Regions from separate parts of the Homo sapiens genome. Here regions 1, 3, 4 and 5 are each linked to region 2. The links are chromatin contacts, found by Hi-C or POLR2A ChIA-PET in ENCODE. All regions are on one chromosome and are shown on one strand. The core of a region is the stretch at or near the end of the contact, and the rest is flanking DNA. Distances in the headings are between cores, read along the strand shown. Region 1 has its middle 28 kb from the start of MACORIS. Region 2 has its middle 62 kb from the start of LINC02644. Region 3 has its middle 130 kb from the start of MACORIS. Region 4 has its middle 39 kb from the start of MACORIS. Region 5 overlaps ZEB1 (zinc finger E-box binding homeobox 1).

Region 1 (6,000 bases), core at 2,675-5,174, 890 kb before region 2:
TTTTTGTCAGTGTTCACCTTGCTTTTAGGGAAGAGATAATTTTTAGAGGTCTTTATTAAACCACTCCCTCTGATATCACTCTTAAAATGATGTTTGAGGCTGGAAATCAACATAAACCAAGCTGACTGAGTGGGAACATAACCAGAGTATTTAATGGATGTGCAACTTTTGGAAGAAGTACAATTTTGGCTGGATCATAGGGGCTGTATAGAGACCCCATGTGGGAATAAGGTAGGGTGGCAAGATTGAAGCCACATTCAAACTGACGTTCAAAATGTTTGAAGACAGAAATCAACATGGGGAAGACAATGTTTTAGGAATATTAATCTTGCAGTGTGTCCAGGAGGTGGGTGAGAGTAGAGGCAAGAAAAACAGTTACTTTAGTCAGAAGGGGAACATTGTGTACCTGGAACAAGCAATAAGAATAGGTTGGGTGTGAAAGCATCCCAAAGGAAGCTTCTTTAGGACAGTCAATTACTGGTTACTGGGGAGGGCTTCAAAGTATGGTTGTTGTATACATAATTATTTTCTGTAGCTGCTAACAGTGGGGATGCTTCCCTGCCAAGTTTTCTTCCTGCCTGCTCAGAAGTTACGTATCTTCCAATGGGGTCCTTTTGGCCTCATCCTTTTGTACTGTCTGCATCTATAAATGGTCCTCCTAGTGAAGTACCATGAGGTGTTTGGCCATCAATCCTATCAGTAGTGCTGCTTATTGGTGGTGAAGCATAGCTGGTGTTCACAAAGCTTCATGGAATCACATATGAAGTTTTTGACTCATAGGAGCCCTATTTTAGGAACATCAATAGGTTTGCCATCCATTTGCTGCTGGTGGTGAGAGAACCCTGCACAGAGAAGGAGAAGGGCTGGGCGCTTTCCTTCTGGGATGTCACTGATATTCAGAATGTCCCCTCCAGGTACACTGGCCCAAAGGTAAAGATGTGGGGAGGATAGCTCATCAGACACAGCAGGTTCCGGGGTTCCACTGTGCTTTATGTCTCCCAAATGGTATATCCAAATTCTTTCTGTATCTCCAAACATTCAGGTCTTTTCAGACAACCAGAGACATGTCTCAAGTTCTAGGTCATATCAGACACAGTTTCCCAAAGTACAGTAGTCCCCCACCTGCCGCCCTCCATCTGTGGTGATACATTTGAAGACCCCTAGTGGATGCCTGAAACCACAGATAGTAAGAAACCTGATTGCTGTTCATTGCAATATGGCTCTGTTCACGTGTTCCACCCACAAATCTAATGCCCTTTTCATCTTAATTAAGCATTTATCATGAACTGTGGCTGTAACTTTGGCAGACTGAGGTGAGACAGCATAACTAGTCCAAATTACCTTTTCCTTCTTTACAATTTTACAGATAGATTATTTTTACTGTAGATCATAGAAACATCAGCATATAATTGTTTTCTTTCCTCCTTAAGTTGAGAACTTTCACCTTTTCACTTAAAAGAAGCACATTATAGCTTCTCTTTGGCATATCCATATTGCCAGCATCACTACTCCTGTGCTTTGGGGCCATTATTAAGTAAAATTAGGGTTACTTGGACACAAGCACTGGGTGGTGTAGACAGTGTGGAGATGCCAGACAAATGGAGGATTCACGTCCCAGGAAGGCCAGGAGTGGGACAGTGTGGGTGAGATGTCATTGTGCTACTCGGAAGTGTGCAATTTAAAATGCATGAATTGTTTACTTTTGGACTTTTCCATTTAATATTTTCAGACCATGGTTGGCAATGGGTAACTGAAACCAAGGAAAGAAAAGTGTGGATAACCGAGACTACTGTATAGTCCACGGAACTCCAGCCCCATAAGCGTCTCTCACAAAGAAGTCTAACATGCCAGAAAAGGCTTCATTCTCTGTTTTCTTTAGGAAGGGTCACAGTGCATGTTACCATGTTCAAAGCTCTCAGAAGTTCTGTGAATAACTAAACTTCTAGTCTATTTAACTTATTATTTCCTAGTTTCACTGACCACAGAACCCTTTTTCCTATGGCCACCCCACTTTGAAGTGAGGCCTTTGATAAGCGTCACTTAATCATTCATTTACCCTCTTCCCTCTGGTCATACACAATATGCATCAATGTTCCAAGGGCTTCAATAAGTGCCAGACCCTTGGAAAAATGAGGAATCAATTAAGCACATGGCGAGTCACCCAGACAGCCCAGATGTCACAACCCTGCCGTGCTGAATTGCCCCAAAAGATCCTGAATGGCTACAGCTTCCTAGAAACTTGGAAGACTCCCTCTGCTATTTTTTTTCTCAATGGAGTGGGGTTTCTTCAATGTAAAATAGGGTAACTGGTAACAGCACTAACCTCATAGATGCTACATCATACGACTGTGGCGAGGTTATTTACTTGATATGAGTTCATGTATGCGAAGTGCTCAGAACAGTTCCTGGCACATAGTGAGCTTTATTGTGTTAGCAAGTCTTGCCCTGAATACGTTCCTTAATGACCTATGTTGCATTCATTATCATCAGGTTGCTATTATAATGTTATCATGATCTATTATTCTGGCTTTTTAAAAAAAATAAATGGTCAAGAGTGAAGCTTAAGTCTAAAATAGCAGGGCATGATTGCAGGATGCATGCAAACAGTCTCTGTGTCTGTCTGTCTCTCTTTCAGTCTGTCTCTGTCTCTGTCTCTGTGTCTGTCTCTATTTCTCTTTCTCTCACCTACGCACATACACGCCACTCTCTCCCTCTGAATTAATCAATTGCCATTGATCTGTCTCAGGCCTGGGGTCCCAGTTACAGCCCCCCTGAGGTATGGACTCAAAAGATGAGAGAAAGAAAGAAAAGAGGCTTTCTTTGGGGAAGAAAGATGGGAGCTAAGAGGGGAGTAAGGCCTGCAAATATCCAGGATCATTGTTCAGAATATGTCTCGACAGTTTTATAGAAACAACCCAGACAGCTCTGGGGCCGGCAATTTCCACCAAGGGAAAGAAGAAGCCCTTGATCTCCATAAATCTCCCCGAGAGTAAGGTGTGTGCATCGCACGCGATAGAAAAATACTGTCACACACGATAGAGGGAGAAAAGATGCAAGCCAATGGAAGTGACATTTTTCCCTGGAGGTAAATGTTAGCTGGGAGGGTGACTGTTCCCCGCCTCTAAGAAAAGGAAATAGCAGGTTTACATGTGCCTGCATCCCCCAGCGCTCCCCACCTCTTCAACTCCTCATTTCCGCCTGCAAGAAAGGAGAGGATTGCTTTCCTCTTTAGAAACAGCCATTGGAAACTAGGGAAATAGCAAATTGGGCATTATGCCCATCATTTCCAAGAAAATCAGCAGGCGCTGGAGAACCCAGTCTTTCCTCCCAGGCCTACTTTTCTGGAGGAATGGGGAAAGAAGGGAAGCCAAGGAGACCAGGCTGACATTTCCAAACAGAAAGGGCATGTCCCTGGCCCTTAGGGAGCGAGAACTGGGACGCCAAGGGGCCACGTTGGGAACCAGGTTGCACAGTGACACGACATTGCATGTGTGCACTCAGAAAGACGACACACTCACCACGCTGTAATGACTAATAAAAACAACCCGTCAGAAATATGTCTCCACTTTCCTTTGCGCCAGGTAATGAATTAAAGATGACAAGGGAAAAACAAACTTCAGTGGCGTGCCTTCTTTCTAAGCATTAGAAAAGCTTCAGTCAAATTGTGCTGCACTGGAAATTCCTCTTCCCAATCAAGCCTGCAACTCTAAAGTGGATCAGAACCTTCCAGGGCTCAGACCCAACTCACAAACATGTGCCCACCTGGGCCTGGGGTCTGGCAACCCTCGTCACCGTGCCCCAGACAGAACGCCAGGTTTGACCCCTTGTAAGCAGTCTGACAGCTCACGAATGGAAAAGGGACAGGTCTAATTTAAAATGTGTTACCGCCCCTGTGCCCAGGCTGGGAGGGACAGAGAACTGAAGGGTGGGCACTGGGCCAGGGAGGCTCGGGAAATGATATGCTGCCTGCCAGGTAGCAGGCTCGGCTCAGCGTTTCCCAGGAGCTTGTTGTGCTGGCTTTATTTACAGCCTGAATATTGGGTGTGGTGCCGAGTTCCCTTTGAAGATGGCTGTGTCCGTCAGATCAGTATCCGAGGTCTGGAACTGCAGATTGGGGGTGAGGATGAGCGCTCTCCACCAACCCCTAGATTTGCTGTGTCACTGAGGAGGGCTTGGAGCGGACCCTTATCCCCACTCAGCTTCTACCTCGGCCTCCAGCAGAGCTGTCTGGTTTGTATGCCCCACCCTGACTTGTTTGTCATGCAGTTGTGTTTGAAGAAATCGTCCTCCGTTGAGGATGCTGTTGGCCTGCTCACTGCTGGCTGCCTGCTGGGATTTCACAGTCCTTGCCCCTCCTCCAGCCAGACCTGTGACTTTGCTATGCCGGGCTCTGGTCACAGTGGCCACCTCTCCGGTCAGGGTGTATACCTTCAATTTGTTCTGGAAAAAGTCCCCATAGGCACCCTGGGCATGTGTGGGAAACCCAAGAATGCCAGGGTATGTCTCAGAGCTCAGCTCAGCCATTGCTCCCATTCAGGGAGACTTGTGGAGGCCCTTTCTTTGTGTCCAGTGGAAGATACCAAAGGCCTGTGTGAGGAAGGGGGTCACCCAGCCGGGACAAACCATTTCATCGCATCTTTCCTGAGGGGTTAGACCAGGCAGGACAAAGCCGTGGGTCTCGAGCACATTCCTTGTCCTGCGCATTCTAACCACAGAGGCCTCAGCAAAGACAGGGTCTGAGACTCTCTTCAATGAGCTCCTGCAGAGCTATTATCTGTGGGCTGACGGCTCCTGAGCACTTGGCCTGTGTAATTGTCTGAGGCAGTGCCTGGGGTGGGGCGTCTGCTACAGAACCCAAACTGGGAACTGTGCAGACCACGGCCTCCACAGGCTAAAGTGGCTCCCACCTGCTCCAAGACCAAAGCCACAGTTGGTATCATTCCTTATAAATAGCACACATCCAGTCCAAATGCTAAATTAAATTAGACTTAAAATAGTGACACAGTCGACACCTGGTTCACTGCAAATGGTAACTAATAGCACCCACGTTAGTAAATACTCATTTTCTATGGCAGGGCTCCTTCTTTCCAAAGTTCTCCCACTTGACCTGAACCCAAAGCTGTTTTTTGTGTGTGTGTGTGTGTGTGTGTGCATGCATGTGTGTATTGGTGTATACTAAGGGGCAGGTCTTTGTGGAGAACTTTGACAAATATTGGCAATGAGTCGCCCTCCCCATCTGATGCATGTGTGAATGAAAGTGCTCTCCACTGAAAAGATAGAGCAGCAGGAAAGCTAACTTCTAGTTCCTCCTTGCTTCCACCCCTCAGTCCAGTTTTCATTTGTCCCTTTCTCTTGGTGTTCACAGGGGCAACTTGCTCTAATTCCTGACCCCATCACTAGAACCAGAAGTCCCAACACTCAGGTCTTGATTTCAGCCCAACCTGCTTCAGCCTCAGACTGTGGCTGAAAACATTCTCCTCATTTTGCTGTGTGAGGACCCTCAGCCACAGCTGGATAGCAGAGTCTGAGTATGTGAGCATATGTGTTTGGGTTTTCAACAGACATTGATTAAGTATTGACTAAGTGTCAGACAGTGTATTCTGTGTTGGGGAGACAAGGGGCACAGCCATGGTTCCTGCTCTTGGGGCATCATCCTTCAACAGAAGAGGTGAAGGTCATCCTTTTTTATTTATTTGTTAGTTTATTCATTCACCCACTTACTTAAGATTTATTAAGGGCCTTTCATGTGCCAGAGACTATACAAAGACACTACAAATCCAAAATTAAATGACAGTCACTACCCCACTGAAGCTTGCGGCCCATGGGCAGCATTTGATAAACCAATGCACACAGCACAGAGTATGCCACATATCATAGCTGTAATATGCGTGGTTTACAGTAGAAAATCCGAGGAGGGTCATCTACAGCAGAGAGCTTCACTTCAGTTTTCTGGAGATGTTGCTGGAGTTGAGTTTTCAAGAGCACTGTGGTAGATTAAAG
Region 2 (5,599 bases), core at 1,484-3,983:
CAGCAAGTTCTGTGGCGGGATTTAGGGATCGCTCCCGGACGTTTAGCTTCAACTCTGACTCCTGGCTGCCCATGACTCTGTGAGCTTGCTCTGATCTCCCAAGAGAATGGCTCAGGGCTCACCAGTCCCATTTTGTCCCCGTTGTCAGGCACACACAGAGCTGAACTGCCTTTCCCAGCCTTCCTTGCCCTTAGGCGTGGCCACACGACTGAGTCCCAACTAATGGAGCGTGGAGAGAAGCGACAGACATCCATGCCTGGTCCCTAAAGCCTCTCACAATCACCCACACTCTTATCGCCTAGCAAGGCGCAGAGGATCCGCTGGGAGATGACAAGAGCCCTGGAGCCATGAGAAGACAGGAGCCTGGGCTCTTGGATCACTAGCCTGCATGGCGACATGAACAAGGAATAAACCTCTTATTGTCTTAAGCCACTCTGAGTTTGCAGTTGTTGTAGGGTTAGCGCATCTTGACTAGTACACTGAAATCCGTTTTCTGATGGACTAGCTAAAGCAGATTTCCTTTTTTTAGGATTAAGAACTCTGAGTATTTCACTTCCCGACTCGGTCTAATGTGTTGATTTGGTAGTTGCATCTGCAGGTAGGCCATGGTTCCCCCAGAATGGGCGGCACAGGGCTTGCCTTAGACCTCTCATCTTAGTGCAGGATGGAGGGGACCCAGCAGGAGCCCTAGTGTGGCAATCCCATCACCATAGGCAGGCCCAGCCACAGAAGTGTCTCTGATGGAGAGTGGGCTCTCTGTCTGCTTCTCTGGTCATGGTGGGCCTCTGACTTCATCCCTGGCTCCCTGCTAAGAAGTACAGGGAGGTCAGGTATGTTCTTCCTGGTGCCCCTGAATTCTGCACTGGGAATTCTGTCCCCTCCTCTTTCTTATTAGGTGAAGCCATGGTCAGGTGTGGTGGCTTACACTTGTAATCCCAGCATTTTGGGAGGCCAAGGTGGGAGGATCGCTTGAGGACAGGCATTCAAGACCAGCCTGGACAACACAGCGAGACCCCACTGCTAAAAGAATTGTTTTAAATTAGCCATGTGTGGTTAGTGCCCAACTGTAGCCCCAGCTACTCAGGAGGCTGAGGCTGGAGAATCACTTGAGCTCAGAAGTTTGAGGCTGCAGTGAGCTCTGATCACATTACTGCACTCCAGCCTGGCAACAATGTAAGACCTCATCTCCACAAAAAATGAAAATAAAAAATAGCTGAATGTGGTGGCACGCATCTGTAGTCCCAGCTACTCTGCAGGCTGAGGCTGCAGGATCCCTTGAGCCCAGGAGTTTGAGGCTGTGGATTGCACTACTGCACTCCAGCCTGGGCGACAGAGTGAGAGCCCATCTCTGAAAAGAAACAAAAGAAATAAAAAAGGTGAAGCCAACTCTGGGTCAGGAGCCCAGAGAGCTATCTGTCTCTGAAAGAAATTACCTTGCACCCACTTGAAATCAGGCTTGAGTTCATGCAGAAGATGCTCTTAGCCATTTCTGGCCAGCTCACCCCTGATTCATCCCCTACCCACAGGGCAGTCCCATGGTGGCAGTGAGTACCATGTGGCTGGCCCTCTGCTCTCAATTGGCTGGACCAGAGCTGGGCATGTGATCTAAGCTGGGCCAGCCCCATATTTTGTGCCTGAATTCTGGAGATGCAGTTTCAGGCTGGGCTCCCCTGTTGAATAGAGCAGATGTAAACTGAATTTTGTGCCTGAATTCTGGAGATGCAGTTTCAGGCTGGACTCCCCTGTTGAATAGAGCAGATGTAAACTGATAAACAGTGGCAGGACCATCTTCTGTCCTATGTGGACTGAGAAACAGGCCTTGAGGCAGTCAGTCGGCCAATAAAAACAAAGCAGCAGGAATATAGAAGAAAAGGTGAAAGAAGGAGGAAGAACTTTCTGAGCCTGGAGGTATCTCAGGCCCATGGGTCCATGAGCAAAGTCTCTATCCACAAAACAGAATTTTCTAGTTTGCTTAAACTAGTTCAAGTCCGTTTGTAAAATCTAAAATGTAAGGACCTTGATGGATACAGGAAGAAGTAGAAAAGGTTACCCTACAAGTTGCCACCCCTTGGGAACCTCAGAACCTGCTGGCTCCTGCAGAACTGGGAAACCTAAAAATTCTCATGCAGAGCTGGGGAAATAAGGCCGCAGGAGAGACCTCTTGGGACGTTTCACTAAGTGGAAAGGAGTTTCTCCAGCCTAACAGCCTCTTGTCATCTCAGAGCAAACGCAAAGAGCCCAGAGAGGTGGAGTGACTTCCCCGCGCGCCCCCACAGTCCATTGGCTTGGGGCTATAACCTAGGTCCCAGGGCCGCCCATCTGCAAGGCTGCCTGAAACCCCAAGCATGAACTCTCACTTGGAATTAGCATCCCTTTCCCACATTCGGCCCCTGGGAGCAGCGGCCAGGAGGGAGCTATCGGGAGAAGTAAGCTCGAGTTGCTAGGATGGCGACAAATGACGCAGCTAATTCTCCTCGCCTGACTGGTCCCCGCGCCCTGGGACCCCGTGTCCCCGCGCACAAGTGCGTGCTCGGGAGTCCGGCCCAGGAGCAGCTGCGGAGGCCGGGCGGCCCTGGGAAGATGCCTGGCGGGTTGTCGGGGGAGGGAGGAGAGGGTACTGGGCTCGGGGCCCCCACTCACCCACCCCTGCACCGCGGGGGGCGGCGCTGGGCGGCCCGGGGAGGGCCAGCCCCGCCGAGCCTTTCAGAGTTAATTAGCCTTCATGAATATGGATGCCACCGCCGATTGAAGACGGTTGAGAGGTCGTAACCTGACCTCGGCGAGGCGTGCATAAAGAAAAGCCTACTTTTCTCAGCTTGGCTCCTAATTGAAAGCCCGAGTGGTCGGGCGCAGCGCGGAGGGTGTGATCGCGCGCCCCGCTCCCTGCGCGCTCTGGGGACGGTGGCGGGGGCGCCCGGGCGAGCTCGGGGACCCGCAGGTGTGTGCGGGCGGCCCAGCGCAGCTTCGCCGCGGCGGGATCCGAAGTGGGGATTTATTCTGAAAGCTTTCCTTTTCCATGATGGTTTTCATTTCCTGTAATTTAGAGCTGGAAGCATTTATGGAATATCACATGGTTTTCGTTTACACAGGAAATCAGCTGCAGTTGTGAGAAGATACTGACTTACTTTTTTTTGTTTTTGAAATCCTCCTCCCCACATCCAAAAAAAAAAAAAAAAAAGAAAAATTTTTGAAAAGACGAGCTGGCAGCATGTTTTGAAATAGTTCTCCTTTTTGATCCAACCTCACTGTTCTCCAAAGGGGACTGCAGTTTATTTCTGACACGTGGTAATCACTTTATGTGAAGAAACCCCAGCATCGAGAGATGCTTTTGGTTTTTTTCAGAGCAAAGCGGGGAGCTCAGAGGGGGTGGGGGCAGGCGGGGGGAGAGGGGGGCGCTCACAGCTGCGCCCCAGCTTCCTTTCTGGGATGGGAACGATTTCTAAAGGATCTTAGGGAAAGGAGCCTGCGAACCAGGCCGCCTTTGGAGCTGAACTCCCTCCCTCCCCGAGAAAGACAGCACTTACTGCCCCAGTTAACCTGCTGGGATCACTGCTTAAAACCTTAGAGTCGTAGCGCCGTCCCCCAACCCAGGAATCACAGTATAAGTCTCTTCTTAACCCAGCCCCACCCCATCACCCCAGAAATCATCAGAGAACCGCAGGGTTTTATCACAGAGATTGAGGCCGAGGTGGAAGAATTTGCAATTTGTTTTTTTCATCTATGCCCCCTGGTTGCCACTGAGTTGAAGTCAGCACTCTCTTCTCTCTTTGCTGGGGATGGTTCTAACCACTTCCCACCCTCCACCCCCAGTTCGGAGGCCAACTAGACCGCCGTGGGCAATAGCACCACCGTGTGGCCAGCCTCCCTCTCCAAGCCCCTTCCCCTGCCTTTTCTGGGATCCTCCCGGGCGGTAGCGTGGATTTAGTGGGGCTGGGATGGTCTCTGCCCACTTTCTTCTCCTCCCTGCAATGAGGTTAACACACAGGGCACCAGACGCTCTCCCTTCATGCCATCTACTAAGTAAGACATTCTGCAATGACGGATCCGTTTCTTTGATTCAAGGCTTAGCTCCCAATTAAACAGAAGATACCCTTGAAGAGATAAAATTTAGGCACCGATTTTAGGGTGAAACAGTGTATTATTGTTTCCCAAGGATTGAGTGGGCTCCTAGAGAAAGGAAGGAGGCCCAGCCTGAGACCCAGAGGGACAGGAACCAGCGCTGTGGCCATCCTTCAAGCCCGGGCCCTAGTCATTCATTTGGTGGGACTGGGAGGAGGTAGGGTGGTGGCTCTGGGAGGTGGGTAGTGACAGAGTCCTGTACACATTTCAGGGGTGTGGAGGGAGCCTTCTGAGAATGTCCAGACCTCATGGGGCCTCTAGGACCCAGGTGGCCCTCGATGGTCACTGTGTCCCCAGCAGTTGAGACCCATTTGACAGAGTCTCAGGCAGCTGCACCGTGACCATCTTCTGCTCCTCTCCCCAAGTCGATAAAACCAACAGCCATCTGTGTGAACATAAGCCCCGTGTTTTTATGGGCTGTCTACTGGCTGCTGCAGACAAGCCAGGATGGAGGCTTACGGCCGCAGCTCTCTCAGCCTCCAAATATGAAACTGTGTAATCCGACTCATTCTCTGAAACCAAATATTTGCAGGGACAGCCAGCAGCCACCTGGCTACCACATCTTTTGACCATGCAGGTCATTGGTGCTGTGAAAACGCCACCTGGGGATTTTTCTCAGCTTCTGAGGGGTCCGCAGGCAAACCTCCCCTCCACGACACAGGGCAGCCCACCCTGGCCTCTCCTGCTGCCCCCCAATTGGGGTGTGCAGATGAAATCTCAGTCGGGCCTGTGAGCGGAATGAAAGAAACTCTGTTCATTTCTGCAGGGGCTCTGGTGTCTGTCTGAGGCCCTGGTTTCCTCCCAGGAAACTGCACTTACCTTCTGTTGCTTATTACCTAATTGATGAACTATTTGAGTCTGCATGGTGCTACTTTGAGCTTCCTTAGCTTGGCCACTAGCTGAGCATTAAGGAAGTTGTGGAGAGCAGTACCTTCATGCCCCGCGCAATGATTTGGTACATTTCCAGAACGATCTTCTCCTTGTCAGGCTTCCCTCCCTCCTGCTCAGCAGCCCTTATTTTTTCTCCTCTCTCTTTCTCTGGAAATGTGGAGTTTATTGGTCTCTGCAGGGGGGAAATGATCAAAAACGTAATTATTATAAGCTGCAACCCCTGGCCAGCTGTTTGGGTTTCAGGGTGGTTCCCAGTGAGTCACTAGGGCACACCCTCTCTCTGCCTGGCTCCTCTGGGTCCCCCTGGCTTGGCCATCTGGAAAATGGGAGGATTTTTTAAGGGAGGAGGACGTTTGGGGAAGAAAACAGGCGCCTGGGAGCCTCTCTCTCTCTCTCTCTGTCTCTGTCTCTCTCGCTCTCTCTCTTTCCTAACCCCACAAACTTCTGAGAAGCCCCATGTTCCTGGCCAAACATGGAACTGTCTGGAGGGACCTGGGCGGGCTGCAGGCCTAGGCCCCCACCCAGATGGCCGCTGTGCTGCCTCTCCTAGCAAAAGCCTTTGCTGGAAGGGTGAGCAACCAGGGCCTTC
Region 3 (6,300 bases), core at 1,197-3,696, 800 kb before region 2:
CCTAATTGAATATATGAGGTATCCCCTTTTTTGTCACTGTAAAAAACGTTGCCATAAACAACCTAGTACACATAGCCTTAGCTATTTATTTCGGCAGGACACTAAACCAAAAGTTATGTACAGTTTCAGTAGCAGACGCCACGTGGTAACTTTCTGAAAAGAGTGTCACCAGACATAATGTGAATGACTATGGCCATTTGGCAGCAATCCTTTGCTGTTGGAAGGAAGGAGAGAAAGGTGAAGGAGGGGTGCAAGGAAGACGTCAAGATTTCCAGGAACACTTTTCTTGGTTTAGCAGCCCAGAAAGTGCTTTATCCTCTGCTTCAGAGAGGGAAACAATGACGGCATCTTTCTCTTCGCTGCCTAAGCAGCAGATAAAATCACAGTGCCTGTTTCATGGGCCAGGCCTGCCCTAGGGGAAGGCTGGAATGAAGATTAATTGCGGTGAAGAGAATGGACATGAACTCAACTCATCACAGCCCAGCAAGGGGCCAGGATTTGGGGAGGCAGCACCTGGCCACAGCCCCATGAGCAGAAGGAACAGCGCCTCCCACCCTGACTCACAGAACCTTTCATCCATGCCTAAATGCACAGCTCCCCATTGTTCAGGCAGGGAAACCGAGGCTCAGGTTGCTGCAGGCCTCTCCCAAGTTCACTGGGGAACGTTGGGGCAGAGTCTGGAGCCTCGGACCCCCATTCCCAATGCCATCGCTGGCGGTCTTGCAACTGGCCGGCATCAGCGGGCTTTTTAGCTTGGGTTGGCCTCTGCTTTTTCCAGTTTGCAGCCTGGGGAAGGTGACAGGGTGGTCACACAGGCTTGTCGTGTGTGGCTGTGCACAGGTGGGGGCAGGGATAGAGCAGAGTGGCCTCACAGGGGTGAGGTCTGCAGGAGCAGGAGGCCACAGCTGGGGGTGTGGCGGCAGGAAGTCAGGGAGGCTCCATCCTGCTCCTCCTCTTCCTCCTCGGTCTTCTCAGCTTGTTGGGCATGCCCAGCAGACGGGCAGCTTCTGGTGATAAAGATTAAGCACCTCCCAGCTGGTCAAGGCAGGGAGGGAGTGGGCATTTCCTGACCGTGTTATTCCCGCCCCCCGCCCCAGCCTTATCTCTGCTTTGATTAGGGGTGGAGAACTGAAACCCTCCAGCCAATGAATGACGGCAGGTTTGAGCAATGAGCTTGGAACTGACTGGCTCCCCATCCTGGCTTCCCCTCCACTGCTGGGCGTGTTCTGTTGCTCCTTCACATCAACACAGGGCTCATCCCCACCTGTGGGATGCGGGAGCTGTGTGGGAAGGTCGGGGGCGGGGGGCTTGTTCCCCGACTCTCCCAGCAAGCAAAGGAGAGGACACTGGGGCAGGCTGGCTAGTTCTTTGCATGGCGTCGTGTTTTGATGTTGGGGTATTGGCGTGGGGTGGAATATTCCACTGCCCAGGTTTCCACCTCCTGGAAGGATGCACCGCCACTACCCATCCCCCACAAACCCTCTCTTCCCACCACATGCATACGATTGCATCTGGGGCAGTAAGCTGACCATTGCCCAAGCAATTTTACCGACAGCGAACAGAGAAAATAACCCACACAGTTGGAGAGAGAAGGGCATTTTCTTACAGCTCTAAAGATTCTGGGCATCTCGTGTCTTTCAGTGAAATAACTGCTGTCGTTGTCCACAGACAAATCAGTTATTAACTCGGAATAACTCCAATTTAGGAAGCTGCCTTCCTCACTTGGATCTGTTGGCTCTGTCACTATGGTGACTGGGAAGGTTCTCAGCTTTTTGCAGCCCGGGTGTGGAGGTGAGCGCAACCCACCCTGCAGAGCCAGGACAGGGAGCGAGCGAGCCCCAGCACAGGCCCTGCATCTCACCTTTTTATCAGCAAGTGGCTCTTCCTGCGAGGGGACACCTCATTCCTATCCACCTCCCCCTTGTTACTCAGGAGCTTATATTTAGCTGCTGTTTTGCTCACATTTGGGGAAATGCTGACTTCATGCTCTTCAGGGTGGAGACAGAGGCCAAAAGCTGTTGGATGTTTTGCCCGGCAACTCAGAAAGCTGTTGCATCCCAGGATATTTCTGAATTTAGAAAAGGAAACAAAATCCTCCAGGATAGCCCTGGACTGTTCTAGGGCAAGAGCAGCAGCTAGCTTGTCCTTTTGGATAATCAGATTATGAGCCCCCTGAGGGGCAGCGACTGTGTTCACTTAGTTACTGAATCCCCAGCACCTATGCAGGGCGTGGCTCAGAGACAGTGCTAGATAAATTTTACTGGGCAAATGCAGAGAGACCCTGGGCTCACAGAGAGGCCATGGGCCAGGAATGACTGCACCCAGGAACCCACTGCCTTTTGTGGTAGGGGACCCAAAGGTGACTGCAGCTCAGGCAGGAGGACCTGAGTGGCATTGCCTCAGCCCCTGGGGCAGTGGCTGCATGTTTGTCCCATGGCTTCTCAGGGCTGAGTCATGCTGTACAAGGAAGCTATAGGTTATACCAGGTGACAGGAGCAGGGAAGGCTGCACCCAGGGAAGGCCAGTGTACTCTGGGGCAGTGGGTGGGAGCCCTGAACCCTAGATGCTCTCTGGGGCTCTTTATTTCTGTCCTGCCTGCTCTGCTCCAGCAATTTAAATCCACCAGCCCTAGCAATAGTTGCCAAGATAAACAAACAGTAGAGGAAGCCTGGATCGCAGCTCCCTCCCTTTTGGGGGTGGCCCTGAGGGAGATGTTGGGCTCCACAGAATGCTCTCTCAGGGATGAGTGGAGATGAGGGGTGCCCATGGTGAACTCTTGGGATTGCTGCACGCCAAGGAGATGGGCACAGCCATTTGTTATCTGTAATTAAATTGAGCTAATTTCATTCCGGGGCACACAGCTGGCGAATGAGGGTGCTCAAAAAATGTGATTATCTTATGCCATTTTGTGTAAATGTCATCGTGGTGCAGCTGGAACGGGAATGGACGGGCATTTTTGAGATGTTCCTGGTCCCCTAACTAGGTTGTGTTCTCTTCCTTCAGCATTAAAGTCAATCTCACGTCAAGCCTCTAAGAGCTGATGTAGATGAAATACTGCATTTATGTAATCATTCCACGGACAGACGGGAAAGAGCTTTTTCCAGATAAATCTAAGAACTGAGTGAGGGAGGCAGACAGATGAGGGTCCCTGGCAGTCGCCACTCACAAACCAGCAACAGCCATTCATCTTTCTGGGCTTACCCCAGAGGGGAAATGACTTGAGAGAAACGAAGAAAAAAAACCCAGGCAGCCTAGTTCCCCTTTTAGTCACTGTCCTCCAGTGGCTCTGTGAAAGTAGACAGCCCTCAGGGTCAGGGCTGGAAAAAGAGTCAGAGAACAACAACAACAAAAACGCCCACACAATTATTTTCAAGAGGTGGGTTTGAGACATACACCAAACTTAGGAAGCTCTCTGTGAAAGGTCAAAATCTGACACACTCAGTCAACTCTTTCAAAGACTTACAAGGGGAGAGGCACATACCAATAAAAAGAGGCCAGCAAGGTGACTCGCAACTATAATCCCAGCACTTTCGGAGGCCAAGGCGGGAAGATCATTTGAGACCAGGAGTTTGAGATCTGCCTGAACAATATAAGACCCCGTCTCTACAAAAAATAAAATTAGCCAGGCGTGGTGGTGCATGCCTGTAGTCCCAGCTATTTGGGAGGCTGGGGTGAGAAGATTGCTTAAGGTCAGAAGTTTGAGGTTGCAGTGAGCTATGATTGAACTACTGCACTGCAATCCGGGCAGCATAGTGAGACCTCATTCCTACAAAAATATTTTTTGGCTGAGCGCGGTGGCTCACGCCTGTAATCCCAGCACTTTGGGAGGCCGAGGCGGGCGGATCACCTGAGGTAGGGAGTTTGAGACCAGCCTTACCAACATGGAGAAACCCTGTCTCTACTAAAAATACAAAAAATTAGCTGGGCATGGTGGTGCATGCCTGTAATCCCAGCTACTCAGGAGGCTGAGGCAGGAGAATTGCTTGAACCCGGGAGGCAGAGGTTGCGGTGAGCTGAGATCGCACCATTGCACTCCTGCCTGGGCAATAAGAGCGAAACTCTGTCTCAAAAAAAAAAAATTTTAAATTAGCCAGGTATGGGGGTGCACACCTGCAATCCCAGCTACTCAGGAGGCTGACACCGGAGGACTGCTTGAGCCCAGTAGTTTGAGGTTACAGTGAGCTATGATCTTGCCACTGCTCTCCAACCTGGGCAACAGAGCAAGACATCTAAGATATCATAGTCTACAAAAAACAAAAAAATTAGCCAGGCATGGTGGGGCATGCTTATAGTCCCAGCTACTCAGGAGTCTGAGGTGGGAGGATCCTTTGAGCCCAGGAGTTTGAGGCTGCAGTGAGCTATGATTGCACCAATGCACTCCAGCCTGGATGACAGAGCGAGGCTCTTCTCAGAAACAAGCAAACTGAACAACAACAACAAAAACAAGAGGGACAGCCTCTCTCCAGTGGGCTAAGAACTTTCTGGGCCTTGCAGCCCTCAGCGCTGGCTGTAGGATACAGGCAGGCATCCACACCCTCACTTCCTTCCCTTGCTCAACCCTGCCCTTGGCCTCCAGCCCTCTCAGAAGTCTTTCCCATCTCTGCCTGAAAGAGCTCACTGACTTTTCTTTTCACTGGGGGCATAGCTATAGTGGATGCTGGGGCCTCCCTCGGGACCAGCAGCGTTTGCCTGGATTGGGCTCCTGAATTAGTCCATTCTCACGCTGCTAATAAAGACATACCCAAGACTGGGTAATTCATTAAAGGAAAGAGGTTTAATGGACTCACGGTTCCACATGGCTGGGGAGGCCTCACAATCATGGCGAAAGATGAAGGAAGAGCAAAGGGATGTCTTACATGGCAGCAGTCAAGAGAGATTGAGAGCCAAAAGAAAAGGGAAACCCCTTATAAGAACATCAGAACTCCTGAGACTTATTCACTACCACAAGAATCACCCCCATGTTTAATTATCTCCCACTGGGTCTCTCCCACAACACATGGGAATTATGGGAGCTACAGTTCAAGTTGAGATTTGGATGGGGACACAACCAAACCATATCAGCTCCCTAGAAGAACAGCCTGACTGGAGTGATCGATGGCCGTGCCACTCTTCCCAACCATCAGACCATGGCCGTGGCCTCCTCAGTGGCTCTCTCTCTCGGTTTCGCTGCCCTCCAGCTCTCCATACAGCTGCTTCCCCTCTGTGCCAGGGATTCTGGAAGGTTCCCTTTGTGATTGTCTTGCTGTGAGAGATGAACAAAGCCAAGTGTCCAACATGTTTGTGCACCATGAGCCTAGATGCACTTTCATGAAACCCTGGTGACCTTGCAGTCCTCTGCACCTCTGGCCCACTGAATGTGTTGGTCTCTGGGATTTCTGCAGTTTGCTGCACTGGAAAGGCCCATTATAGATTCAGATTTTAGGAGTGAAGGAGCCCAGCTTCCAGAAGAGGTGTCTCAGATACTAAGGACCACACATGTCATTTTTGCAATGTGCTTGAATTTCTCTATGGTGTGCAATTCATGTGACCACATCAGCTCTGTGTGCTTGTGTCCTTGGGAAGACTACTTGTCCCCATCCACCTCTTTCCTACCCTATACTGCCCCAGCCTGTGCTCAGCCCACACCCGTTCTGCCAAGTCACCAAGTCGCTGGCCCCTCTGCCTCTGGAGTTCACAGAAACATATGGTTTGGGATTGGAAGGGACCTCAGAAAGTAGTTTATGTTTCTGTCATGCTACATAGTTGCTTTCCTATATGTTTTCTCATTTCATCATAAATATGGTCATCCATCCCACTGAGACCACAGACAAAGACACCAAGATCTGGGGAGGTTAAGTGGTTTTGTGAAGGCCACAGCTGACTCCATGCCTTCCTTGGTGTTTCAAATCCCAATGGCTCCTCATTCTTTCCTCCTTCGACTGGCCCCAACCTCTGGTGTCAGTTAAGTTTCATGCATCAAACCTCAGTTCAGCCTTGGCCATCCTAGTGGATGGGACTGCTGGGGACACTGTAAGTCTTGAAGCTCCAGTGGCTTGGACAGGGGTGTTATCAGCAGACGCTAGTTCTCCTGAGCCCCATCCTGGCTGGAAAGTCTTCAGGGCTTTGTTTAGATTCCCCATCATGGTGATTCTGGGCAGGGCTGGCCCAAACACAGATGTTCTAAAGTCCTCCTTCATTGCGGGTCATCCATAATGAGCTGGAAACCCTCTGAAGCACAAGTGAAGCCCCTGCCACAAGCCTAAGCTGTGACTGATGACTCATCAGGTGATTTTATTTAAAATCCCCAGCAGACCTTTTTTG
Region 4 (6,278 bases), core at 3,086-5,585, 960 kb before region 2:
GGCACTGGCCCGGCCCTGCTGTGTGTGTGCCAGGCGCCAGGTGCCAGGCAGGGGGTGCCGGCCGTGGAGCTTGTGGTGGAGGGGCTGGGTGTGCAGGGCTGGGTGCCAGGGGTGTTAGGGAAAAGGGGCTGCTCAAGGAGCTGCAGGTTTTTGGGACAAAGAGCAGAAGCCGCTTCTAGATTCAGGTCTGGAGTGTCCAGATTTCCTATTGACAGCTCAAAAATGAACAAAACATCAGGCTGATGGGATAGAGTCTTGCCCTGAACCTGGGATTCACATAAATCAGTTTTCCCTTGGAAAAATGGTCTCCCACTGTGGTCTCTTTTCCAGGCATCACAGACTTTCCCAGGGCAAGGGGACGTCAGCAGAGGAGCATAAATGCCAGGAGACATTTCTCAGACTATTCTGGCAAAACCTCCCCTGAAGCGAGCCCCGACTTCTGCTGGGAGCCCTAGGAGAGGTGATGGGTTCAGCTAAATAAGTGGCCAGGACCTTCCCCAGCTTCGGGCCTTATCTGGGACTGCCCACCGCCCTTGGACCCGCCTCAGAAGCCATTCAGACACCTTCACCGCAGTGGGGAGAGCAGCTGCTGGCTATGAGGTCACCATGGTGACTGTTGACAGCCGGCATCCTCAGGCCTGGCCTGGCACGGCCCCGGGGAGCAGAGGGGCTGTAGGCCACAGCCCGCCCACCTGCTGCCTCGGGGCAGCCTGTGAGCATCGATCTCCCCCTGGCAGTACCAGTTCAAAAGCAGGGCTCCAAGCGGAGGCAAATGCTGTCAAAGTGCCCCTCCAGGAGAGCTCTAAGGCATTACAGACTTAAACTATTGTCATTATAAATAAAATCGAACTCATTACTCATGAGATAATAAAAATTATGATGTTAGAAAAATCCTGGCCTAGTCAAAATATCCTAATTCTCCACCTGAATGTCCCCAGAACTTGTGACTCACACCTTTATCCAGTCTTTCTGATATCTTGCTGAAATCTGTTTTAAGATTATTTACTTCTATTTCTCTGAGGTGCAGGATGACCAATAACCTTGCTTCTCAAAAATCTTCAGCTATTTTAAGGCGAATTAAGCCTTCTCTTCTTTAAGCTACAGCAACTTCAATTACTTTAGCTAGTGCTTTTGTTTTTTTTCTTCTGAGACAGAGTTTTACTCTTTGTTGCCCAGGCTGGAGTGCAGTGGTGTGATCTCCACTCACTGCAACCTCTGCCTCTCGGGTTCAAGCAATTCACCTGTCTCAGCCTCCCGAGTAGCTGGAATTACAGGCGCACGCCACCACGCCCGGCTAATTTTTGTATTTTTAGTAGAGATGGGGTTTTACCATGTTGGCCAGGCTGGTCTCAAACTCCTGACCTCAGGTGATCCGCCTGTCTTGGCCTCCCAAAGTGCTGGGATTACAGGCACGAGCCACCATGCCCGGCCTAGCTAGTGCTTTTTAATGACCAAACATCTTTTTATTTTATGTTTTAATGACCGTGGTATATCTGCTCAATACATTAATTTCAATCGACTTATTCTGCTCTTAGAAGTCCACTTGCCAATAAAGACAAGGGAAAAGGAAAAAAGAATTTGAGGAAAGCATAGGAAAGTTATATGACCATTTATCAAGATGAGAGGACCAGCAGCCAATTTTTAAAAAAATGTGTTACTTTTAATGGTTTTTTTTTTAGAGCAATTTTTTATCTCTTTTAATCATCTCTATTGCCCATCTCTGAATCCCTTCCAGTTTTCAATGTTTTTAAGAACGATGTGGCTGGGCACAGTGGCTCACGCCTGTAAACCCAGTGCTTTGGGAGGCCAAGGCAGGTGGATCACCTGAGATCGGGAGTTCGAGACCAGCCTGACCAACATGGAGAAATCCCGTCTCTACTAAAAATACCAAATTAGCCGGGCATGGTGGTGCATGCCTGTAGTCCCAGCTACTTGGGAGGCTGAGGCAGGAGAATTGCTTGAACCTGGGATGCAGAGGTTGCAGTGAGCCGGGATCGCGCCAGCCTGGGCAACAAAAGCGAAACTCCGTTTCAAAAAAAAAAAAAAAAAAAAGGGATGTTAAGCAAAACGACCCATTATTCTAATCAGGGTTTGAGTTGCTACATTGTATCAGAGAAGAACTACTTTCCAATCTCTGTAAGTCACACAAGTATACTTTGTTATAGTCCAGTTATCAGCTCACTTTGTTTCTTTGCTTCTAACAACACTAACTTGATATTTCATATTGAGGTTGTGGTCAGCCAGGGCCCCTGAATTTTTGTTTTTGTTTTCTGTTTTCTATGCCAGTGCCTGACTATCAAGTATCTTGATATTAGTATGGGCTCCCTGCCATTTCATTTAGAACTTTGTAATTGAGGCATAATAAACATGTATATAAGATAACACGTAATTATACAACTTGATACGTTTTCACAAGAAGAAAATGTCTGTGTAACCACCATTCAGATTAAGCAACTTTATATTATCAACAGCCCAGAAGCCCCTCTGCTGTCCTCCTTTACCATCCTTGCCCCACCCTGAGGAGGTTAACCACTATCCCGATTGCTAACACCATAGATTAATTTTGCATATTTTTCTTCTTTAAAATAATTCAATCACATAGTGTGTACTATTTAGTGTCTGGTTCATTCACATTGCCATTCATTTCTACTTTCTTTTCTTATACTTAGCCTTTTCATAAGCAGGCCTAGAAGGATCTAGGGGTCTGAGAACCAAGGTGTTTCAACTCCAGACCCATCTGTTTTGACTATGGCTAAGTAGCACAGTACCTATGACATGCCAGATCTCTGAATTAGAATTTTACTTGAACCATTTACTGGTTATGTTGTTCCTTTCACCCTTTGAAATCAACTACCTCCATCCTAGGTCAATTCATATTCTTATATCAGGGTAACCTTAGAAGAGTGTGTGTGTGTGTGTGTGTGTGTGTGTGTGTGTGTGTCACTGCTTTAGCCCCATGGGAAATTATTTCTGCTATTATGAGGGAAATGATTGTTGAGAGTTGTGGTTATGTTAGGGAAGTCTTTATTTCAGGTGTTCAATTCAGCATTTAATTCCTAGTTGTCGTTGCTGCCAATACGTTATAGGAGTGGCAGGTCTCAGAGGCAGGGGAATTATGTGTGTGCAATGCCTCAGAGCAGTGTTTCCTGACCTTTTCCGTAAGTGCCACGGTAAAACATGATCATATTTATATGGCAAACTGGCATAAGTGGAAGAGATATTTTTGTAGTAGTAGCTGATAACACATAAGACAATGTTCTACAGCTACTCAAATCTTTATATTTATGTATTTACTTATAGATAAATATTATATGTAACATAATAGAAGTATATTATATGTAACATATATATGTATATTATATATACATATACATATAATATTATATGTAACATAATAGAAGTGTATTCAAATATATTTGCAAATATAGTTAACAGATATTTGTATTTAAGGAATGCAAGCTTTTTCTTTTCTTTGTGTCATATGCAATGTTGGACTTTTGTGTGCATGCCTACATGAATAGAATTTCAAATCCAAACTAATTTATTTTGCATCAATTATTTCAGAATAAAGAAGTTCTCGTTTTCAGAATACACACACATTGTTAGAGCGGTGCTTCAGCAACTATCTTGGATGTCACCAAAGGGGCACATCACTCAAAATCACAACAGAAATCTCCCATCTGTGTGAAGACAGAGGTAGAGCTGGGCCTGCCAGAAGCCCCTGCCTGCTCCTGACTGGTCTTTGGGCTGTGGGCCATGCTCCCTGGGCACGTGGAACACAAGGTCCTCTAGCTGCTTGTGGGCTTCTTGTCCATGTACAGCAGCTGCAGACTTTGTGGCTGGCTGCTGAAGCCCATGGCCAGGTGGCGGAGGCAGAGCAACAGGTGGGGGCGGCTGCACATGGTGCGTGCCGCCTGCAGGACCCTGGACCATGCCTGCAGACCCCATGCTCCCTGGCTGCCCTCCCAGGAGCATTAAGTGAGGCTCCCCCAGCTGCTCGAGGCCCTGCTCAGCTGCCCTGAAGGATGAGGGGATCATCTTGCATGGCATGCCTGCAACTCATTTGCAGCTTTCTAGTTTGCTCACCATTCAAAACTTTGCTCCTAAGATGCTTTAGTGACTGAGACCAAATGCTCTAGAACCTTCCATGAAGCAAGCTCATATGTGCGCCAGTTGAGACTAGGAGAGCTTTGTTGGATGACTTCCTGATTATCTAGTCAGAAGGCTGATGAAAAGGTGTCTGTATGAGTGTGGGGCTAAAGACATTTACACAGGATGCAGAAAGGTGACTCAGAGATCCAGGAAATATGAATCAGGCCTGCTGAGAACCCGTGAGGATTGGCAGTAGTCTGAGAGAAGAGTTTCATTCTAAATTCAGCTGGACCACGTCAGGCTGTATCAGAGAGGTTTGTCATAGGCAATTCAAATACAGCAACTGAGAAGAGTTTTTAAAACATTTAATTCTGTTTTTTAGAGACAAGGTCTTGCTCTGTTGCTCAGGCTGGAGTGCAGTGGTGTGATCATAGCTCATTGCACCCCTCAAACTCCTGGACTCAAGAGATCCTCCTGCCTCAGCCTCCCAAGTAGCTGGGACTCCAGGTGTGTACCACCATGCCCAGCTAATTTTTAAGTTTTTTGGTAGAGAAGGGGTCTTGCTGCATTGCCCAGGCTGGTCTTGAACTCCTTACCTCAAGTGATCCATCTAGCTCGGCCTCCCAAAGTGCTGGGATTACAGGCATGAACCACCATGCCTGGCCCAGCAGAGTTTAATAAAGAAATTATTGACAAGAGTTTACAGAGTTAAGAAAAGTCAAAAATAGTTAAGGAAACACCACAGGAGGAGGGAGCCATTATTCCCTCTAGGCTTGAAGAGAAGGAGCAAGGGGAGGGAGCAGGTATCAGAACCTGGGGAAAGAAACCCTGTGAGGTGGGAGCTGTAATCTTTGGTACAGTGTTGAGGCCACTGGCAACCTCCAATCCAGTGGGAAGGAGCAGGTGGAAAAAATGCTACAACTCACTCTCCTCCTGCCTCCAGTCTCCTGCCAGTGCCTTCCTCTGGCTAAACCCACGTAGCTGCTGAAGACCATGGCACCCATTGGTGCAGTCCACAAAGGCCTGCCTGTGGGACATAGAGTAGAGAGTGGAAAAAAGAGACACCCTGCACTTCACCATCCACAGAATGATGGCAGGTCGCTAACATCATGCTCTCATCTCAAATCTAAAGTGTTAGCCATGATGCTCTTCATGGGAGGTTTTGGGGTGAAAGTGAAGAAAGAACATCAAGTAATTAACATAGAAGCTGCTACATGCTATACCTGCTTCTGAGGCCCAAGTTAGTAATAGTGGCTTCGTCCCCTTACTGCCTATTACCTATTTTCCTATTCTCTGATAGTGCCTCAACCGAGCTGGGTTCGTTATCTTTATTCCTTCACGATCAGCATCCTTGGTGGTCCTGTTGTTATTGGGTTGCCTCGATTTTCCACTGAACAGTGAATTAAGAGAATACTAAGCACTGGCCTGTAAATTCCTGGACTCTGCATAAAGTCTTCCCTGCCCTCATTGTATAGTGAGTGGCAAGCAAATTCCTCCTTTGTAATCATATCAGATACCTTGGCCAGCAGTGCGAGCCCCATTTCTGCCTGTTGGATCAGTAGAAAGAGAGCCTGAAATGGTTAGAAGGCAGTCTCAGCTTCCCATTTAACAGAACCTTGGTTGTGTTCCCTTGTTCTTCCCTTGTGCACAAAGACCTGCAAACCCACTGAGCTCAAGTTTGCAAGGATCAGAAGCAAACACCTCCTAAGAGGATGCAACAGGTTTGGTGTAGTGGCTTATGCCTGTAATCCCAGCACTTTGGGAGGCTGAGGCAGGAGAATCACTTGATGCCAGGAGTTTGAGACCAGCCAGGGCAATGTGGCAAGACCTCCCATCTCTACAAAACATACAGAAAATTAGTCGGGTGTGGTGGTGTGTGCCTATAGTCCCAGGTACCTGGGAGGCTGAGGTGGGAGGATCACCTGGGCCTGGGAAGTTGAGGTTGCAGTGAGCTGTGATCGTGCCACTGCACCACTGCATTCCAGTCTGGGTGACACAGTGAGACTCTGTCTCAAAAAATAAAAAATAAAAATAAACCCTGTGCTGCACCTTTTTTTTTAATCTTAAGATGAGTTTTCTGATCACAGGCAATGTGATCTATAGTGATGAATAGGGCATTCTATAGGGACAGTGTTGGTAGAGTGTTATGAACAGGGAAACCAAAAACATGTAGAATATAGATCTAT
Region 5 (5,483 bases), core at 2,645-5,144, 610 kb before region 2:
TAATATCCACAGTATTGGGCATCTTTTAAAGGAGGCAGTGTAAACGAAAATCTGTAAGAATGTTGATTCTATTATTTTGTCTTAGCTAGCAGATAATTAGGATGAAGATTCTTACTTTTAAAAATGAACTTTTTACATACTAGTCTCATCTCTTTAAAGATCATTATTCCATCTAAGAATTGAATATGTTGACACTCTAAATATTTTTAAAATAATTCTTTAGTTTTGTCAGATGTTTTAATCTGCCAGAAAACTGAATATTAGAGAACCCATCATTACATACATGCACACGAGATTCTGATTACAAGAGGAGAATGTAGGTTAAGTGTTTAATACAGGTAAGAATTTGAAAAAGTTTTAACCAAGTCCTCATACTGCAACAATAACTATTACCTGGTAACTGATAAAGGTTACTCTTTATTAAGTATCAGGTTGTATACTCAGTTCTTTACAAACATTGTCTCTAATCCTCACAACAATTCTGAAACTTAGTATTACTATTTCCATTTTACACAGAAAGAAATAAAATCATCCTCCAAAATAAAGCTTTTCATTTCTGTTTACCTAAGGTTACACAGCTAGTAGAGTAATAAAACTAATATTTGAATTCAAGCTAATTCCAAAGCCTGCACCTTTTCTATGGTAAGCCTCTCCTAGATTATATTTACTATATACATATACTTCTATAACATTATTATATTTGTACTGAATTTCTTTCCAAATAATTTATTGGGATTTCTAACAGCTAATAACAAATAGAGCCCCAAAAGATTGTATTAAGAAAAATTGCAGAATGCTTTTTCCAAGTTTGGCTTTATACATCCAATTCTCCTTGCTCCCAATTTTGATCTGCAAGAAGCTTCCTTTGGCAGAAAAAAGATAAAGTGAGATGGCAGTTGTGGCACTTCCGGTGTCAAGTCAAGCATTTCAGGAGTCAGGAAAGTTTAATCTCCAACAGACTCAAGACTGAGCACTTTATCCTTGTTTCATTATAAACCAAAGTCTTCATAAAAGGTCACTAGACAGCAATCATGAAGAAACAGTAATAAAGTTCAAATAAAAAAAAAACACACAGCAATTGTTTCAAAGCTGGAAGAAACTTCAGCAGTCACTAGTAGTTCAATACTTATTTTACAGGTGAGAAAACTGAAAGCCAGAGAAGTATACTATTGTCCAGGGCCCCACCAGTAATTAATCAAAAATTTTCTTAATGCTCAATCAGGGGCTGTGTCCACTCAGTCAGGCTTCCTTTCAAACTAAACTCATCATTTCAGGAATACCTTCTCCTCCCACTCATACAGCTCTTCTTCCTGATCATCAATTTTTTTTTTCTAGGATCGCTATTCTTTAGCCACTCAGGATAATACTTTGGAGTAATCTTAGACAAACATTTATTTTACATCTTCTTTATCATTTAATCAGAAGGCAAATAGTACTGCTAACAAAACCCTTACATTTATACTTTCTTTTCTGTTCTTATTGGATGGTAACCATACCATCTCCAACCTACACTTTTCCTATGTCCTCCTCCTTGGCCTTTCTTCCTTATCTGGTCTTTCATCTTTCCTGTTAACAACAACAACAACAACAACAACAACAGCAACAACAACAACAACAAAATACTGACTTTTGGTTGCCTTCTGGAAGTTGAAACTTTAATCTGGTATTCAAGGTACTGCTCTACCTAGGTACAAACTCCCTTTGCAGGTTTTAGGGTTTTTTTTTTCTTCTTCTGTTTTCTCTAACCTCTATTCTGGCTTCAGTCATTCTTGGAAGAAACCTGTCCTCCATTTTTTCTTGTCTCTGTGCAATTAACCAAGCTTTATTATTATTTTAAAATAACATCTCCACTGCCTATTATGGTTGGAGTTATATCTGTAAGACTGCACCAAACTGTATTCTAAAGGCATCTGGTTAAAAATATATCAGAAAAATTACCATATAAAAGCTTAAAAACCTAGCACGATGTTAAAATTGCAGTAAAATTGATGGGATAACAAATTAGTGGAGTCTCTTCTGCCATAACACTTATTTTGAAAATGCAAATTTGTTTCAGTGCAGTTGGTTTATTAGAGAACTACATGAGCATAAAGAGAATGTCACCTTTGCTTATGCATGATTTTATCTGCGAGAAACACTAAGTGAACACAGAAAATTGCTGCCAGCTTAACTAAGTCACATAAGAATAAACAAAAAGCACACCTGCACACATCTCAAGTTACCAGCCACTTCAGTTCACCGTGCTTCTGTTACGAGCCACACCCATCACATGCAATGTTACAACTTTCCTTCTGATTTCAGATAATCCTCCTTCTACCACTTCACATTAACTTGGAGATCACAATTCCATACCTACTTCCACAAGCAAACATCAGGGTTTGTTCAAGGTAAAAAGTGTCACTTGTATAATAGTAATTATGTATTTCTTAACCATTTAACATATGTAAAACTGTGCTGCACTTGTTATTAGTTTTCTGTCTTTTTAAAAATGTGTCACTGACAAAATTATTGTGGGCTGTACTCCAACCCCATTTTCCTCATAAGCCCTATGATTTTTATTGCCCAATCTAATTCTGGGTAATTAGCTAAAGGAAATAATTTAGGCAAATGCAAGAAGTTATATGCACAAATATATCACCTACCATATTATTAATAACAGTAAAACAAAACAGCCTTAAGATGTCCAACAGGAAGAAAACAATTTATTAATAATGATACATCAGCAAGATGGTCTATTATTAGTCATTTAAAAAGACTATAATGAAACATGAAGAAATGTATGTCATAATTGAGAAAATTTGGATTATGACTCTATTTAAATCAGTTATGCATATAGTCAAGAAAAAATAATTATGAAATTTGAAACTAATTATTTGGTAGCTTTATGTATTTAAAAATTATTTTAAAAAGCAGTTACTTTAACAAAAGCTATGTTGGTAGGCTGAATTAGTATTTGTTCCATGCTTTTTGAAGATGAAAACTTATAAGACACAGAACAAGGATCCTGAAAAGTTCAGTCTCTGTACTGCCTTTGAAACTCTTCTGGAAATTTAAATTATTTTATAAGTTTTTTTGTAAAAAAATTCCTACTGTACTAAATGACTACTTTTAATGATAAAAGATTCTTTTAAAAAGTATTCACATCATAGCATACTCAAATAGTAATCATATTTAAGTTCAAATAATATTTTTTTTTAGTATTCCACACTTTAAAAATAGAATAAATGGTCAAAGCTAAGGATCTGTGCAAAAAAGAAAGTTCTACATATATAATGATACCAATGTATACAGTCATATTTCTAATACCTTTAGCTCCATGCATGTCATTTACTGGAATATTTGAATGCTTATTCAATGATCCCAGGAGCTCTCAAAAATCCCTGAACTATGTTAAAATTTTGTGTTGGCTATTTTTAAATTCCACTTATTTATTAATTCATCAATATTAACTAAGTGTATAACGTGGGCCAAACACTATATTTCTATGTGCTGAGGACAGACCAGTGAACAAAGGAAACAAAAAGCCTTTATATTCTAGTGGAGGAAGGCAAAAAATAAATGAAAAAAGTAGGTAAAATATATGGGATGGTAGATGGTAACAGGTCTTCAAGAAAAGAAACATAAAGCAGGAAGGAGAATTGGGGTGAAGTAGGGGAAATCTGCAATTTTAGATCAAGTGGCTAAAGAAAGCTTCATTAAATTGACATTTAAGTACAAATCTCAAGTAATGAGAGATTGATCCCTGTAGATATACAGGGAAAGAGTATTACAGAGAACAACCAGTGCAAAGGCTCTAAAGCAAGAACTTGCCTGGCATGTTCTAAGAACAGCAAAGAAGCCAGTGTGGATGACTAGAGCAAAGTGGGTGTGAGCAGGCAGGAGTGGTTGGCAGTGGCTGTCTGGGAATGACAGCCCAGAGCACAGAGCCTGGTAGGCTATTTTAAGAACTTTAGTTTTTATTCTGGTTGAGATGAAAAGTCAATGGAGGATTTTCATCAAAAGAGTGACATAATATGGCTTATATTTAAATATAACTACTTTACCTGCTATATTAAGAATGGACTGAAGTTAAGTCAACAGGAAAAAACAGGAAGACCAATTACAGGAGGCTTTTTGCATCAATACAGGTAAGAGATGAAGGTGATTTGGATCAGGGTTGTAGGAGTAGAGATGGTAAGCAATAACTGAATCTCAGAAATATTTTTGGGACAGAAGCAAGATAATATTTTGGTAACAGAAATGTGAAGAATTATCATATGTGGAATGAAAGGAGGACAGGCATCCTTGGTGACACCAAGGCTGATTAAAAGACAGCAGGTGCTGTTACTCAGATGGGAAAAACTGCCGGAGGAGGTTTTGGTGGGGGAAAGATGAGGAATTCAGTTTACTATATTACATTCTAAGAAGACTACAGGGGCCAGGCACGGAGGCTCACATCTGTAATCCCAGCACTTTGGGAGGCCGTGGCAGGCAGATCACCTGAGGTCAGGAGTTCAAAACCAGCCGGGCCGACATGGTGAAACCCCATTTCTACTAAAATTACAAAAATTAGCCAGGTGTGCTGGCACACGCCTGTAATCCCCGCTACATGGGAGGCTGAGGCAGGAGAATCGCTTGAACCCCGGAGGAGGAGGTCACAGTGAGCTGAGATCATGCCATTGCACTCACTCCAGCTTGGGAGACAGAGCAAAACTCCATATCAAAAAAAAAAAAAAAAAGACTAAAGGACTTCTGATCATTAGCAAATGGATGATCATATAAAGCCATGGTACTATATGAAGTCACTAAGGGAGTGAACATGCAGTTTTAAAGGCCTCAAAATTCCAAATGTTGGAGCATTCCCAATTTGGAGATGGGGAGGCAAGAAGAAATCAGCAAGAGATTGAAAAAGCAGCAGCCAGAGGGGTAGGAGAAAAAAAAACAGGACAGTGTAGTATAGTATCTAAAAGGCCAAACAAGGAGTGTTAAACACCGTTGCCAGGTCAAATAAGAGGAAGACTGAGATGACCATCTGATTGGCAGCATGGCAGTCATTAAGAAGTACAATTCTGGTGAAATGGCAGGGGTTATAGGAACTGAATTCAGACAGCACAGGCAACTACATACTTCAGAGATATAGGCTTTACATGAAAGACATGGGGTAGTAACTAAAGGAGAACTGGGAGTAAGATTTTTTTTAAGATGGGGGAAAAAACTCAACATTATTTGTATGTTGGTGGAAAAGATCCAGTAGTGAAGGAAAAATAATGATGCAGAGAGAGAAGGCAGAATTGCCCCAATTTTTTGAGACTCACTAATTATGACATATCCCCCATTAAAAATAATTTCAATATTTATCCAAAATTTAGAATCATAGTATCTCATACAATAATATTAATAAAATATAATACAAAGAAGCCAATATATATAATGGTTCTAAAAATAAGTATAAATGTTGAATAAACCAATGAATAGTATAATTTTTAAGAGCTGCCCTTCCCAAC

Evidence for each region. A loop is a pair of places that touch in the nucleus more often than their neighbours do. ChIA-PET counts read pairs that join two places held with the same protein, here RNA polymerase II (POLR2A). Pooled maps may share reads with other maps.
Region 1: a loop to region 2 is called in a map of vagina, with 2.4 times the contacts of the local background. The contact joins two enhancer-like sites. A Hi-C loop is called at or near these places in 1 of 168 maps with a recorded cell type or tissue (vagina) and 2 of 50 pooled maps. POLR2A ChIA-PET finds 5 or more read pairs at or near these places in 2 of 52 experiments (activated CD4-positive, alpha-beta T cell and activated naive CD4-positive, alpha-beta T cell).
Region 3: a loop to region 2 is called in a map with no recorded cell type, with 4 times the contacts of the local background. The contact joins two enhancer-like sites. A Hi-C loop is called at or near these places in 1 of 168 maps with a recorded cell type or tissue (dorsolateral prefrontal cortex), 1 of 37 single-sample maps with no recorded cell type and 3 of 50 pooled maps. POLR2A ChIA-PET finds 5 or more read pairs at or near these places in 3 of 52 experiments (Panc1, T-cell and activated CD4-positive, alpha-beta T cell).
Region 4: a loop to region 2 is called in a pooled map, with 4 times the contacts of the local background. The contact joins two enhancer-like sites. A Hi-C loop is called at or near these places in 1 of 168 maps with a recorded cell type or tissue (head of caudate nucleus) and 4 of 50 pooled maps. POLR2A ChIA-PET finds 5 or more read pairs at or near these places in 2 of 52 experiments (OCI-LY7 and T-cell).
Region 5: a map with no recorded cell type shows a loop between it and region 2 (3-fold over the local background). The contact joins two enhancer-like sites. A Hi-C loop is called at or near these places in 1 of 168 maps with a recorded cell type or tissue (GM12878), 18 of 37 single-sample maps with no recorded cell type and 9 of 50 pooled maps. POLR2A ChIA-PET finds 5 or more read pairs at or near these places in 2 of 52 experiments (AG04449 and GM12878).

Annotation. Positions count from the first base shown.
Region 1 is chr10:31,676,281-31,682,280 of GRCh38, reverse strand. No RefSeq gene overlaps it. Among named protein-coding and RNA genes, the nearest start is that of MACORIS, 28 kb to the left of the region's middle. RefSeq lists an enhancer at 4,371-4,922. Within about 2 kb of position 3,924, at least 6 of the 41 ENCODE cell types and tissues checked have a DNase peak (open chromatin) inside an H3K27ac peak, as active enhancers do.
Region 2 is chr10:30,782,290-30,787,888 of GRCh38, reverse strand. No RefSeq gene overlaps it. Among named protein-coding and RNA genes, the nearest start is that of LINC02644, 62 kb to the right of the region's middle. RefSeq lists a silencer at 2,447-2,756 and an enhancer at 4,243-4,743. Within about 2 kb of position 2,733, at least 32 of the 41 ENCODE cell types and tissues checked have a DNase peak (open chromatin) inside an H3K27ac peak, as active enhancers do.
Region 3 is chr10:31,579,102-31,585,401 of GRCh38, reverse strand. No RefSeq gene overlaps it. Among named protein-coding and RNA genes, the nearest start is that of MACORIS, 130 kb to the left of the region's middle. RefSeq lists an enhancer at 471-971. Within about 2 kb of position 2,446, at least 8 of the 41 ENCODE cell types and tissues checked have a DNase peak (open chromatin) inside an H3K27ac peak, as active enhancers do.
Region 4 is chr10:31,743,793-31,750,070 of GRCh38, reverse strand. No RefSeq gene overlaps it. Among named protein-coding and RNA genes, the nearest start is that of MACORIS, 39 kb to the right of the region's middle. Within about 2 kb of position 4,335, at least 5 of the 41 ENCODE cell types and tissues checked have a DNase peak (open chromatin) inside an H3K27ac peak, as active enhancers do.
Region 5 is chr10:31,398,227-31,403,709 of GRCh38, reverse strand. All of the region lies in intron 1 of ZEB1 (zinc finger E-box binding homeobox 1), which reads right to left. Among named protein-coding and RNA genes, the nearest start is that of ZEB1, 82 kb to the right of the region's middle. Within about 2 kb of position 3,894, at least 7 of the 41 ENCODE cell types and tissues checked have a DNase peak (open chromatin) inside an H3K27ac peak, as active enhancers do.